2 separate regions of the Mus musculus genome follow, and region 1 is linked to region 2. The links are chromatin loops, found by intact Hi-C in ENCODE. Cell type or tissue: heart. All regions are shown on one strand.

Region 1 (8,000 bases), 64 kb before region 2:
GTTTGTTTGTTGTTTTGCAGCTGTACAGTAAATGTAAAAGTGATTGGCAAGCTGAACCAAAACCCACACAGGTGTCTTTTAGACTAAATAATACTTAGAAAGGCAAACAAACAAACTAACCCCAGAGAACAACCAGAAGTTCTAAATGTTTCTCTTTTTTTTTTTTTGCAAATAACATTTCATATTTTCTGATTATTTAAACCTTTTTCTTTAAGAAGAAAAAAGAGTATAATATAGATAGTGAATTACCTTCACATATAAACCAGTCACTGTCTGGAGCACTGGTTCTCAACTTGTGGGTCGTGACCCCCAATGGAAAGCATACATAATTATATTACAATTTATAACAGTAGCAAAGGCACAGTTATGAAGTAGCAACAAAAATAATTTTATGGTTGGGGGTGGGCAGGGATCACCACAACATGATTAAACTGTATTAAAGGGTTGCAGCATTAGGAAGGTTGGGAAGCACTAGTTGGAAGAACATGCCCATGTGGAAGATGCTAACACGATACAGTGCCACGTATATTAACCTTAAAGTTAAGGGTGTCATAAATAAAGTGCCTTGGCACTCAGATGACTCTGAAGTTTCATGAGAGGTCCTCTCCGGCTTTTCCTTTTCAGTGAAGGTCCATGCAGACATTCATCATAAGCATGTAAGCGGTGCCTTTTAGCAAACACTTCGCTACTGTGTATCTTTAAGGAAAAGAATGCTCATGGGCATGCCAGACAGAGCCCAGTAACCACACTCATGATCAGTTTATCATTCGAAGTGACACCAGTACCTTTATGCTTTCCAAACTAAAAGCAGCATGGATACTTAATCCATATGCTTGATAAATCCATATGCTTGATAAATATTAGAAGGGGGAGGGGCACAAAAGCCCTCTGTTTATTCCTAGCCAACATTTCCTCCTTCTTTATTAAAAGATTTTACTAAATTTGAGAAAGTGTAGTTGAAAGACTCAGCTCAGAAAATCCAACTAGTGACACAGCCCACTTCAGCCCGTGGCCCAGACATTCCCACGGGCTCCTTTCTGTTCTGAGTACCAAAGACTTGTGGTTATATTCTTCTTTATATTTTTCACAAGTAGTTGGATTTCTTTTTTAAAACTGGGAGTTGTGACCAGCTACCAAACAAGCCCTGAACATTATCCGGCGGGTTCATAACCCGAATTCAAGTTGTAGGTAATGTTTGTAATTCTAAAAACGCCAACATTTGTCATTGTGAATTATGTTTCCTTTAGGGAATTCCTTTACCAAAGAGAGGCAGTCATTTTTGACACTAATCAGACGCCTCTGTGCTGACCCTCTTCCAAATAGGGCCAGCTTTCTAGGTTATTAGTATTTAAAAGAAATAACCACTCAGTGTAGCGTTTCAGTAAATAATGACCTTCGAGACCTGTTAGACATATTCTCCAATGCTTGCCACCGGCAGCAGTGATTAGCTTGGGAAACATTACAGGGCTTTGCTCAAGTCAGCTGAGCAATAGCTTGGTGCTCTTCATTCACAGTTTTTTCTCCCACTTAATCCTGTGGCTTTGATTTTTTTTTTCTTGTTAGTTCCTATATATAAAGATTAGAAACCGCTTCTGGCTATGTGGAATTACATGCTTTTAGATGAAATCCAATCCATTGTAAAAGGCTTTGTTCAGAGCCACACTCCTTGTTGAATTTGGATGACTGGGAGAGAGACAGTAATGAACTGGGAACAGAAATTGTGTTGCTCAGTTTAAAAAAAACTGTGGCAATGATTTTTGGGAAAGACCAGGCAAACTCAACACCAGTGGGTTTATTTAAGCCTTTTAAGGAAAAAGAGGAAATACCGGGGAGATAATTAAAAGTGCAGCCCTGCCTTTGCCTCTGGAATGCTTTTGACTGTGGTCTATACATAGGCTATGCCATTACGAAGGTGGGGGATTTAAGAAGAATTTTTGGCATTTAACAAAATGATGGTTTTGTAATGATTCTTAGTATGCTCCTCTATGTAACTTGTTTAAAATAAATCTTTAGTAGTGAAAAGGGGAAATTATTTAGATCTCATGAGGGATTGGACATTGATTTCTTCCTTTTTCTTTTTTAAAAATGTAACTGGTTAAATTTTTGGAGAATTTCTGAAAACTTGTTACTTTCTCCCAAATGGTAAATTACCTGATGCTGTATGGACCAGGAGGGGCTCTGAGACAGAAGGGCGAACACAGGAGCGGGGGATGTATTTGTAAGTCAGCCACAGAGGGAACTACTGAGCATAACATTTGTTCAGAGTGGGCCGGAAATGTACGCTCCTTGTGGCTCACATCTGTGGACAAGAACTCCAGACTCTGCTGAAGGGTCACGTGGATCCAAAGGCAACAGATTCTTCAAGTGTTTGAGTTCTCTGTGTTACACCCTGGTGTCTCTTTCAACTCTTGGAAAAGGCAAAACATCCACAAAGACCCTGTTATTGTTCTTTGGAGTCACCTATGCCTGGCATATCTCCTCCTAGATGTATTTAGCAGATTTTTGTCTTGGTTTGTGTAAATGAGTTTCATCTCAAAGTAGCCATGACACTCCTGTGTCTAACCCCACTCTTAATGGATAAGCCTTACTCCTGAACTTCCTCCTTTCCCGGTCTGAGGCCTTCAAGCACTAGCTGTTCTTCTGTGTTGAACATTAGCAGTGGACGGTTCTCAGGAGTCATGCAAAGATGGGAAATGAGGTTTTTTTTTTTTTTGTTTTTTTTTTTTTATTGACTTGGCTGGGAGGTGTTCATATAGAAGGGATGCTGGGAAAAGAAAATGAGCAGACATTCTAGGGAAGTGAGGTAATTGTACTGTGCAGGAGGTGGTTCCGGAAGTTTCCGCTAAGATTGCGCTTCGGTGTTACCAAACCTGAATCTCCCAGTTTTGGACTCATTGCTATATGATAGAAAGAGCTTTATGAACATTTAGTCGTCCCCCCCTATAGACTCCTCCAATCTCCAATGAGTGTACTGACTGACTACTTGTGTTTTTAGAAAACTCTAACTAAAAAACTACAAAGAAAAAGGACCCCCTCCTCCACCCAAAAAAGATGATGGCTTCATTGAGCTAAAACCCAGATGACTCAGTGAGACCTCTGTTAAAGAGAAAGCCGGAAACACTGGGCTAAAGGGGGAGAGTTTCATATGAAATGAACTCTTAATACTTGGCAAGGAAGAAAACCATCAGCACGGAAGCTGGTAGCAGCAGGGCGAGTACAGACAAGGGAGCTGTGGGAAGAGAGACAGGGCAGTGTGCAGTCAGCCACCGCTCACACACAGCATATGCTTGCTGAGTGGAATGAAGTATCCTGTAGGCTGCAGTTGCCAAGTCTTGGGCTGGTTCCTTTTAATGTCATTTGTATTAGGCTTGAAAATTTGCTTTGAAATCACAGGAAGAAAGACTCTATATAAATGAACTGGCTATTGTTTTCACTAATATTGTTATGCCACTCTCAATCCCCAGACAACAATTGAACCTAAGCAAGTATCTGTCAATGGGGCCCAAGGTCAAGCAAGGTCATTTCTGACTATAGTCAGACTTTACGTAAACTCCTGGAATGGAAGCAAGGAACTCTAATAGTTTTTGAAGGTACACCCTTCATAAAAACACTATTTGGAGTGAGAGAATGCACGGAGAGAACATTATTCTTTTTCTTCAAAGGGATATGCTACTCTCAGATGCATATCCTTCTTCTTTTTTTTTGTCTTGGAGAAGGAGTGACTTATTCTTAGGTAGACAGGATTTCTCTCCGTCCCCTGGCTAATGCTGAATCTCAGATTCTAGGTGGGTTTTTATTCTGAATTCTGATGTTGTTAGGGGCAAAGGAGGGCTCATAACTGTTCAGTTCCATGAGGTTATGTGAGGATGGATGCAAGCTTTTAGCCCTTGTACTTAAGACTTCACAGTGAGAAGAGGAAGTACTCCACACGCCACCAGATGTGTGCCTTCCTTGTTACAATATGTCACCAGGCCTCTGTGTTTTCCATCTATTTCTATTTAAGGATTTACCCAGCCATGTTCGTTGCAGTTCAAACTGAAGTCGTGCAGACATGAAGCTTGAAATTCCTGGTGTTCCTGCATTTTGTAATAAAACAGTTATTAATTAACAAATAAGAATTCTCACACTTGGATACACCATATTGAGATGCTAAAGAGAGCTTGATAATAAAGAGGAAGAGAGGGAAAAAGAAAAAAAAAACCGAGAAAGAGAAGAGAAGAAAAGTCAAGAAAAGAAATCACCCAGTATAAACTTGTAAACAGCAAATCCCAAATTCGGGGACAATGACACTGAAGACCAGCCCAGGTCCACAAATTCTACAAGGTCCACAGCGCCACTTGCAAATGTGCTTCTTTGCGGGATATATGTTTACTAGAGGATATAGAAAGTAGCTGCAATGAGAGCCAACTTTACCCAGAGTTAATGGTGTGATGTTCAGATCTATCTGTTCAGCCACAGGCAAACTGCAGAGAGGATTGCCATGCATCTTACAGGGGCTGCTGGCTCCAGGCTCAGCATCCTTCCCTTGATGAGGTCACTCCACGGTGATGGCCCTTTCCATCAATAACTTAGGGCAGCAAAACACTTGCCCTTGCCCAGCAGAAAGGACCACATAAGATGAGAGAGGGTCTTCTCCCGCCTGTGCATATGTACTTCTGAATGATGGTCTTTTCTCAAGTAGGAGTAGTTCTGACATAGAAAGCCACACAGATGAATGTGAGCACTAATTGATACAGATACTATTTAAGGAGTCTCATCCAATACTTTTTAAGACAGGCAGGTAATATTAAGTAAGCAGCGTGATCATAATGGGCTGATAGCAAGTGGCTTCTCTCAGGGTTATCACAGAGAGAAGGAGACTCAAGCATATGCACACACACACATGCACACACACACACATGCACACACACACACATGCACGTGCACACACACATGCACACACACATGCACACGCATACACACATGCATACACACATGCACACACACATGCACACACATACACACATGCACACACACACACATGCACACGCATACACACATGCACACACACACATATACATGCACCGCTCCACATTCATATCTCTCAAGCTTCTGGTCTTACAAGAGAAGTCAGAAATTTGAGATCTTTGTGTAAAATGTTTTTACCAAAACAATTAATTTTCTTTTTAGAACATTCTGAGGACCACACAAACATATCTGTGGTATAGACTACAGCCATTTATGGTTTGTAGCTTTAGTGTGACTAAACACACAAGGCCTATATTGCTATGAGGGAAATGAATTATATTATTTTCAGTCCATATTCATGAACTCTTTTTGGCTTAGATCATTTTGATAGAGAATGGTAGTTGCTGTGAGAACTTTAATGCATTATTAGGGATTTTTTTCCTTGTCAAATGCAGCTTTCTTAGAGTAGGTTCTTGGGGTTCCTGCATTTGTTTCAAGTCCTAGAATATCCTTGGGTTACTCCTCATGCTTAATTCATCTGAATTCTAGGACAAGTGTTTGTGTCTCATGATCAATGTGAATACCAACTAGAGCATCAACAAAAGGCCAAAGCACTTACCAGACATTTGGGGTTGGTATGCTCCCATTGGATGCAAATATGTTTCATGAAATTTTTGAGATTGCTAGAGAACTCGGTCCAGTACCACTCTGGGCAGAAGAGGAGGAGGAGGGGGAAGAAGAAGAGGAAGAGGAGAAGGAAGAAGAAGAGGAGGAGGAGAAGGAAGAGGAGGAACTACTACTACTACTACTACTACTACTACTACTACTACTACTACTACTTTAAAAACCAAAACCAGACTTTGCACCTCCTCCAATGCAGAGCTAGTTGCTAGGGTGTGACCTGCAGAGACCATCTGTGGCCTTCGGTATTTCAGAAGTTCCAAAAGGAAGCAATGGCTCTGGCTGCCACCATGGGCTGAGCTGGTCAGCAGGAAACTTGACTTGCCAGGAAAATAAGGGAGGGAAAGAGAAAGACTTTTTCCCCCCTAAGTTATCCAGATGCTTCAGAACCCAGAGCTAATTGGCCAAATAGACGGATGTGAATGAGTCTGTCTTTCCTAGTCTGTATTACATATGATAGGCTACATAGTGTTGTAACCAACGGTCCCTTCCAGCAATTTCAGTGGGTTAGCACAATAACAGCTTATTTTTCGCTTAGGCAAAGTTGGCTGGGTGCATAGGAGGTGTTTTCTACTCAATTTCCCTCATCCCTGGGGGATTCCACTGTTCCCTAGGGTCTCCTTGAGGTCATCAACTGTGGATACAAGGAGAACTGATTGGCATGTTTCAGAGCTGGTCCAGAAGTAGAAGTCATTGTGTCTGCCACAGTTATCCAGAACTTACTCCCAGGGGAAGCTGTGTGTCTTCCCACTTACCCTGAAGGAGGAGACAGTTGGTGTCAACACCACCACCTGTCCATCCTTTGAGCAGAGAATGGAGAGCTATGCCAATATGGCCCTCTCTCCTTTCTTCTACCCTTCTTTCTTCCATTGAATCTTTTGTCTCTGTCATGCTGGATAGCCCAAAGCAAGAAGAAGGCAAATTGACAACCAGCATGGCATGTGTGTGTGCATGCATGAGTGTGTGTGTTCTTCAAATATTAGGGAAGGAAGAAGTTGGGGTCTCATTCAGTTTGGCACTCACAAGCTAATTCGTAATTCTTGTTGTTAATTTTTCATTCCTGTGGTGAGCTGCTTCCAAAGACCTGTCTTCCTCCTTTCTTAATCACAGCTCAGGAATATACACACTGATAGAAGATGTGTGAACGGCATTCCAATTCACCATACATATATATTCTATTGACTGGAACAAATAATTCAATTCAGTGATTTGTTGGGCTCATCCAAGTGGCTTCAGTAGGAAGAGCTAATGATGCCAAGATAAGTCATTTTATTCACCCTAGTACTAGTGAGTAGTTGGGGTTAATGGAGCCAAGACTTTAATTCCCATAGTTCATAGGGAGAAGCTAAGACACAGAACAAGTAAGGGATTTGCCCAAGTTCCTAAGACTCTAAATCATCAAATTCCACAGCCTTACCAGCTAGAAGCAAATGGTCTGGAATCAGATGAAAATTTGCATTTAACTCCTTCACATTACTCATGAAAACTATATTCATGCTTTGTATATTTTAGGTATGTATTGTAAAAGATTTGTTCATTTTTAACTTATGTGTATGAGTGTTTTGTTTGCCTGTATGGATGTGTACCACATTTATGCCTGGCACCTGTGGAGGCCAGGAGAGGGTTCTGGATCCTTTGAACCTTACTTGACAGGCAGTTGTGAGCTGCCATGTGGGTTCTGGGACCCTCGGTCCTCTGCAAGAGCAGCAAGTACTCTTAACCTCTGAGATATCTCTCTAGGTATATATGTTAAACCACTGCCACCAAAATAAAAGACCCTTAGCTTCAAACCAGACTGGTTGGGGCATATATTTAAAAGACTCTCTAAATAAAAAACAAAGTTTTCATGTTATCAGGTTAGCTTGCAAACATGATTCCTGGTGATAGACAATGTGTTCCTATGAAACAGGTTTAAACAACATGTCTAATTATGAATTCAATGCATAAAACAACCGTAAGAGACTGTTTCTAATGCCAATGGCTGATTAGGGAGGCATTGATGTACTCCCCAAGTCAGGTAAAAGATGTCTAAGGCATCACACATACAGTTATTATGTAATAAAGATGGACTGTCAACTGGGCTTAAAATGACATTTTGGTAGGGTTTATTGACCAGATGCGTGAATCTGAGATCAGCACATTTTGCTTTGAAGTTTACTCTTGATCCAGAGCTTCAGTAAGAAGGTAGTTTCCAAATCACTGGTCTGTGAATACTGCTTGTGATTAATTACCCTTTTATAATCTTAGGAATTCTGTTCTCTGCTCTATTTTGAATAACTCAGACTCCATGGGGAGTTGTATTTTGGCTGGTATATTTGGGACTGCTAATAAACACCCACTTCCTGTTTTTCTTACTACTGTGTCTAGCAAAT
Region 2 (8,000 bases):
CATACAACCATCGCTGAATGGTCAAAAGAGATTCTTGAAAGACACGGAGTTCATACAAGATGAAATCTAGATTTGAATTCAGGTCTGGATGACTTGACATTGTTTTTGTTTTTGTTTTGATCTGTCAACATCTTGGTCCCTTTCATCTACTTTTCAAAGGTTTATTTGACATGTTTTTCATGGCCCATCTCAAAAACTGCCTCTTCCAAAAATCCTTTATTGATTTGTCAAGTGGAGCATGCCTCATCTCTCATTCTTTTAAAGACAGATTCTTCATGATACAGTTTGCTCTTTAATGGCATGATGAGCCTGTTGCCTTAAATAAAAGCATTAATTCTTATTGTCTTTGTGGACCAAGTGCCCTTTTCATATCAGGCAGATGTGGATTTTGTATATATGGATTCTGTGAATGTGTCAGTAAGCACTGAGGGTTTTAGTAAAGTTTGTTCTACATTGTTTCGCTATGGCCCACAAAGTATGCCCTTATAGAGTGCTCTTGTGTCTTTTGGTGAGCTGGATAGATCATATCAATAATCTAGACAAAATACAGTCACTCCACACTGAGTGCTCCTTTCCCAATTGTCATCAAGGTGACCCTCAAAAGTATGTCAAAGGCACCTTCCAAGCCAGGTTTCTGAGCACATTACAAATACAACCCCACCATGATAGTCTCCATCTAGAGCAATTCATGACCAATGTGTTTTGAAATGTGCTAGAATGTTTATTCTAGATGTGCTATGGAATGTAGGAGGACAAGGTGATCCCAGAAACAATCTTTCTAAACAGTGTTTTAGGGGGCCAGAGAGATGGTTCAGCACTTTAGAGTGCTTGGTACTCTTGAACAGGACCAGTGTTGGATTCCTAGCACACATGTGATGGCTCACAGCCACCCATACCTCCAGTTCCAGGGGATCTGAGGTCTTCTTCTGATTTCCTTCCTGGAAGACCAGGTATGCAAGTGGTGGACATAAATGCATTTAGGCAAAATATTCATACATGCACAATAAATCTTTAAGAAAGTATTTGGTAGTTTGTTTATACCACGGTTGTGAAAAGTAACAGCTTTTTTTTTTTTTTTAGCTGCGACTGTGTTCCTTTGGAATTATACATTTCCCGTCTCACACGGAAGGGCAGCATTGGCTTCTAAAGTTCTTGTGTTAGAGGCTATGCTGGAGGACCACAGATGTGGAGCATCTTAGGGCCAGTGGACACTGAGTTGTGATATGGAACTGTCAATTCACAGAACATATTTTTTTTTCTTGGAGAACATGGGAATTTGGATTTATAGCCTGCACAATTTAGTAATTTTGTTCAATAAATGAAAATGACATCATGTTCCTTTGACTTGCAAGTCTAAAATTGCAAAATGATACCAGGGAAGACTGTTCATAATGAAAATTAGGGCCACTAGTCATTCCCTGTTGTGTCCAGAGAATGGATGACAGTGCTGTGGATATAAATATTTCCCAGCTGTGGAAACTATCGATAGCCTTGGTGCTGAGCATAGATCAGACACCAGCATTCCAGCATTGCATTCTCCAGTGTAGATTTTGCCCTCCTTTTTTTTTTAAATCCTTTTTTTATTTTCTTCCTAACACACTCTTTTTGTCATCATTCAGGCTTGCTGCTACTGATTCTGAGTCTGAAGAAGCCATTAAGAAAGCAGGCTCAGACCCGGACAGACTGTCCTCCAACTTGACTCTACAACGTTGTAGTAGTTGTATTGCTGCAAACAAATAGCAAGGCTAGATCCACATTTCCTCATATAAGATGGGAACATAAGTCACTGCTATTACATGGCCATTGTGGGGTTAAGAGAAATGATGGGACAGGTATGCACTAGTCCACTGCTTCTCTTGATATTGGCTGTTTGCGTATCTTTATCTTTGGAATTGTAAGTATCTTGGATTAAAAAGCACTTAGGTTTGTCCCCAAACCTTAGAATCTACATACAGATGTTCCTGAAATCAGAGGACCGTGCAAAGCACTCACTCCAGTGCATTCATTTCAAACAGCACCCACACAAACAATGCAGCACCCACCTAAATGTAGCACATTTATTCTTCCCTACACAGCAAGTGAGGGCTTCAGAATACATGTAAGAAAGACCCTTCAGGAAAAGATTCATAGCTAAACAAAACACTTCAACTGACGGCTGCTTAATTTATCTTGCCAACATTATCTGGGTACCCCTCCAGGCCAGCAATATACTGGCACTGAGATCCAGGCCTGGTATTATTCGAAGTCCATTTCATAAATAAAATCCATCTATTTGACCACCTCCTGACTTGTTTTTCTCAGGTAACTCCCAGAAGTTGTTTGCAGTTGGTTGGATTTAGAAATGAACTTGAATTTCCCTCTTAGACTTGTGTCTATGCAGGAGGAAGGTGCCAGTCACCAGTGAGCATGGTAGCCTGAGTGTTACCTCTTCTGATCTCAGAAATATGTGGCCTTTCACTAGAGTTCCTTATTGTGGATGGCCCTGGTGACCTCTGTATTTTGATGTTAATTCTGCTTTCCCAGGAGGGGTTGTCAGGAAGAGGACTGAGTCACTCAGGTGACTTCTTGTGAACCTTCCCCCAAAAGACTAAAGGGGACCAATTATGGGGCGAGTAGGCAGGACGTCCAGGTTGGATGGAGGAAGAGAGGAAGTAGGAGAGAGTTAGGAGCTTTTTGGATGGGGATAGTGAAAGGGCAAGATGTAGCTACTAGTGTCTCCCGGCTTATATGGCGAATCCACCAAGATTCCCACTGGAGGATTTAGATTTAATGTGGCTTACATGATTAGGATTCTAGTTGTTGCGCCCAGCGATTGAGTTACCATTCTTTCTGAACTAAGTTTGTGTGGCATTTTCCTTCATACTGTCATCTGACTCAGTTCAAGAGGGAAGGTATGGTGGCAAATTGTGGATTTGCCAGATGTTCACCACAAAGGCATGGGGGTTTTAAAGCATGGGGCTGGCATCATAGCGACCTGCCAGTGGGAACTTAGTGAGCCGGGTGGAGAATTTTCAGGCCAGAGAGTCTCCACAAGATAAGAATAGGCCGGGAGACCACCAGGGCTGAGAGTAGCTGGGTATATTAAGGGAACTTGCTCTCTTTTAATATTCCCCGCAACAGTTCCTATCTCTGTAACTTCCAAGGACACAAAGGCATGGCCAAGGTGGGATGCATGAGTGGCTGTCCTTGTTCTGTACGGATATGAAGCACTTCATGCTGCAGAGAAAGGAGCTGGCAGAGCCTCCATCAGTCTGTTTGCAGAAGAGCAGCTGGCTGTAGCTTCACTGCAATAAAGTGTTAGAATTAATAGCCCTCATCTGTTCCCATTTTGCTAACCCACTACATCAAGCACCACAAAATAAATACATTAATTAAATGTCCCTCTCTTGGAGGCATTTGGAAAATGGAAAAATGTTCATTTGCAGCAGGGAGGGGGGAAAAGCAGGGAATAATTACAATCTTGAAACTTCTACAGTTGGAAGAACAATAAAAAGAGTAGAAATGACTGTAAAATAGTCTGTTCTTGGCATCACTTAATTGGCCTATTTATTTTTCTGTCTCTGAAACTGTCTTTAGTGACACCTACTGATAAGAGCCAATCGGAACCGTGGTCGAATTCCTTCAGATTGGACCTGCCAACAAACTGCTCAGCCCTCCAGATGTTACCGCTTTGTGAGAAATAAGAACTCAATAAACCAGGCTCACCCTTCCTCCTGGGGTGAACACAAAGACAGTCAGATATGGAAAATCACGGCTCAGCACCGTGAACAATGCACTCAAGTGAGGGGTTGGGGCCGGTCTTATTTGTCTTGGTGGAACAGACAGCCATGGAGCCTGATGCAAGAATTTTAGTTGGCAACTGTTCAAACTCTGACTATACATTGCAATTTTTCAACCAAAGGAAACCTGGGAGCTAGGAAAAAATGGCCTTTTAACAACAGGCATGAGACACTCATGCAAAGGGTTCGGTATGTATCTCACATGATGTTATCATGTGACCGTTCGACCTTCTGTGTTTTCCAGATTTTATCCTCTTGTGTTATGTAACAGATCAGAAAGATGCAGCAGTAAACAGCCCTACGGCACTTCCGATTTGTCGATGAATAATCTCCAGTAAGCACTTGCTGTTCCGGGAATAGAACAAAATGAGCTAGAGTGAATTAGTTCTTGTCCTCAGACCAGCGTGTCCCAATCTTTCTTAATACAGGACACACTTGTGACCTTGCTGTGGGAAAAAGAAAAAGAAATAATAAAAAATTGTGTTATCATCATTTTTCCTGGGCCAGCCCCTATCCAGCTGTCTATTCATGCAAACCTTCTTACCTTCCCTGTCTGCAGCCAAACTTGCTGAGAATACCTGATGTAGGGTCATCCAAGTACAAGATGGGAGGCCATTTTCTCATTACATAGTCCCTAGGAAGCCTTTGGCAGGCTAATATGCAGTGTATATAATGGATATTGGCGAGTTAAATGTTTATAGTATTTAATTCACTGGTTTAGTCTCATATAAATGTTTAACATTGTATCTAATATGTAATAAAATTTTTTTTGAATTCACATCTAACAAGGTCATCTTATTTGAACTTGTATTTGTGGCTGTGGCCATACCAGCTTGAATGTGCCTAATCTCACGTGAACTTACGTCTTGAATCTGGGGACATTCAGGAAGCAGCTGAGCCTTTGCCATCACTTAAGCTATCTCCCTAGCTGCTCAGTCTAGCATTCTAGAGAGAATTGCCTTTACCAATAGTTCATGTTTTTAATCTGAGTGTGGGAGACAGGACTTTTAATTTCAGCCTTACCTTCCAATTTGTATATCATTTAGATGCTAATTTATTAGAAGTAGGAACACACAGTGTTCTAGAATGTATGTAGGACAAATATTGAAAGTCTTGCTAATGGGTCACAGAACATGTAAAATTGACAATACTGAAGGATAACAACAAAATAAATGATGACTTTTTTTTTAAAGTCAACTACCATGGCTGGGCAGATTGCTTTGTGGGTAAAGACCTTGTTATAGTGAGAGGACCTAATTTTAAACCTCCCAGACCCAAAGGAGAAGCTGAGATTAGTAGCTTCACCTGTTATTCCAGTGCTTCTATAGCAAGGAACTGGGTGGGCACAGGAGAACCTTGAGGCTGGGAAACAGCAAATGGATTCTGTCTTATATGATGTAGAAGTTGAGGTTCAACATCTACTGTGGTTCTCCACCCTGTACTGTGTACTGTGGACATATGTGTGACCCTAAAGGGGGGGGGGAGGAAGGGAAGGAGGCAAGGAGTGGGGAGGGAGGGAGAGAGAGAGAGAGAACGCGCACACACACACACACACACACACACACACACACACACACACACACACACACACTGTCCTCAGAGGAAGTAAAGTAGGTGCAGAGATGTAATTGGATAGGAATAATCTCAAATGTTCTATAACATTGGGGAAAATATGGCTGATGGCAATCAGTTGAGAATTTGCATAAAGAAATGGTATGCCTGAGATGGTACATATGGGAGCATCCTTTATCTGATCATCATACACTGTATGCATATATTAAAATGCCACATCCCCAAATCTGCAAAACTGTCCACGATTACTGTGTGTCAGCTGACTTTTGTAGGCTTCCAAGTTAGAATTATTTGAGATTCAGTTTAGTGAGTCTTCAACCAGTGGTGTTCATTACTCTGAATAATATGGATATTGAGGAAGTATTCTTGTGGCTTGAGATGCTTGTCATGGAGCCTATATAAAGTGACCCTCTAAAGAGTAAAGGTTTAGGGAGACTTTCCCTGAGCCAGATACAGAGCATAGGATGGCCCTGCCTCCCCCTGCTATGCCTACACACACTGTCTCCACTCTGCACTTCTCCACTTTGAATCTGGAGGAGGGAAACAGTTTCTCTTGAAGATGACTGCCTTGCACTTGAAATGCTGTAGACGTCAAGAAGTGCATTAGATGGGGAGAGCTTCGGACAGTGGTTCTCTGCCTTCCTAATGCTGCGTGCAACCCTTTAATACGGATCCTCATAGTGTGGTGACCGCCCCCCCCACCACAAAATTATTTCATGGCCACGTCACAACTGCAATTTTGCTAGTTATGAATTGTAATGTAAAAATCTGATATGTGCCCCCCCCCCAAAGGGTCAAGGCCCATAGGTTGAAAACCATTGGTCAAAGATACTCAGAGTCTCCCAAGACAACTTAACAGATGAGCAATGCAGCAAGCAAACAATGAGGTATCAGTCAAGTGCTCTATTTCCCAGTGAAAGCTGTGAACACTTAGATGAATCTCTGTGTGAGATGCTCCTAGTTTGGAGTAGAAGCTGATATGAGTGGATCACTCGGATGACGCAAAACATGGCCTCCTTTTCAGCTTGGTGGGAAGACTTGGTAAAGGGGGACTTTTGAGGTCTCTGACAGAGAAAAGCCAGAACAGGTGCCTTCATGTAGAGGAGGACATACAGGAGACAAAGTTTATATAAGCCAGGGCATACTTCACCTTAAAGATGGTTTTCTCTAGCCACCCCTTAAGCAGTTTCTATAGTTGTTTCTAACTATAGGTCTTTCAAAATGAGGACCCAAGAAAGTAATTATCAATGGAAGAATTGGAAAGAGGGGAAATTTCTAGAAAGTGAAAATACTCCCAATTGCACATACTTTGAAATTATTCTTAAGTTTTGTAAGCTATATTCCCTCTTTTCAGATGAGTCTGGTCAGAAAGTGGGGAAAACCCTGAAACTGATACAGATTTTCATCCTGTCCATATCATGCCTCAGATTTGTAATGCTGAAAAAATTGCTTAACCTCCAGACCTTTATCTGTAAGCAAGGACAATGCTGTTCAGTTGAGAGTGAAAGAGATCAACTGCAGGATAAAATAAAAGATCACCAACAGCTGAGAGATGTGGCCAAGGACAGGAAAGTAGTATACAATATTAGCTGACAGATTTGGCAGATTTTATCTCGTACCATATGGAAATAAAAGAAGAAATAAGGATAGAAAGAAATAAGGATAGAATTATACAGGATGCAACAGATTGAGGGAGAGGGAGAGGGGGAGAGAGAGAGAGAGAGAGAGAGAGAGAGAGAGAGAGAGAGAGAGAGAGAGAGAGAGAGAGAGAGAGAGACCGAGAGAGACAGAGACACAGAGGGCCAGAGACAGAGAGAGAGAGAGAGAACTGAGAAATATCCATGAAGCAGTTAGTGAAACAGGAAGAAGGAGAAAGACAAGTGTCAGGAAAACAAAGGGACAAGGGTGGGAAAGTCCTGGGGTGCTTGATCATAAAGTCACCAAGACCAGTGACCTTAAATAAGATTAGGACAACTCTGAGAGGTGGTGAAGGCGCTCAGGAAGATGAGAGCATTTTAGATAGTTGGGGAAATCTGAGCTCAGTGGTGAGGATGGCAGAAGTGAACAGGGCAGACATTAAGAGGAGATGCTGCTGAGTGATTGGAGAAGGAAATTGTGCTTTGAAGCTCTAAATAGGAAGGTGGAGAGAGCCAGAGTAGACTGTGGGTAGCAGCAAGCTCATCTGATAACTGTGGGAGAAATGTTAGCCGTAGAAATCAGCCAATATAACAAACAACCTAGAAGGGAATGCCCACTTACCCAAGAGCTCCACAGGGTGTGATGCAATACACTAGTAGAGGATTGGTTGTAGATCAGACAGAACTTTCAGAGCTATGGTGGATGGAGGAGGTGACCCTGAGAGGTGGGGTTGGACACAAGAGTGACAAGCAGATTCAACAACAATCTCAGTGTCCCCTTAAGGAAGGGAGCAGGTGTGCCTTGTTGTACTGTGACTGTTATTAAGTTAAAATTAGTCTTATCCTGCTGACATAATTCTTTAGCATTTAAGACTTTCTACAAACGACAGTCTTCCATAGTCCATGGCTTAGAGAGAAGCTGGGGAGCAACAGTTATATTTGATGCTAGGAGGTTTTGCTCTGGGTACATCATTGAAAATTCATCTGAAGAACTTTTTCTAGAAGACTTGTT

What was found. Peaks named below come from ENCODE experiments on the same cell type or tissue, not always from the same donor. Only the 100,000 strongest peaks of a DNase experiment are listed, where the experiment ranks them.
Region 1: a loop joins it to region 2, with 2.1 times the contacts of the local background. A loop is called at or near these places in 3 of 42 quality-filtered maps.

What each region holds. Positions count from the first base shown.
Region 1 is chr14:46,300,704-46,308,703 of GRCm38, reverse strand. No RefSeq gene overlaps it. Among named protein-coding and RNA genes, the nearest start is that of Gm15217, 75 kb to the left of the region's middle. In heart, no CTCF peak of the experiment used is centred here; DNase peaks (open chromatin) are centred at 3,183 and 5,903.
Region 2 is chr14:46,236,355-46,244,354 of GRCm38, reverse strand. No RefSeq gene overlaps it. Among named protein-coding and RNA genes, the nearest start is that of Gm34499, 19 kb to the right of the region's middle. In heart, a CTCF peak has its summit at 3,586 (motif pointing left); DNase peaks (open chromatin) are centred at 3,674 and 4,114.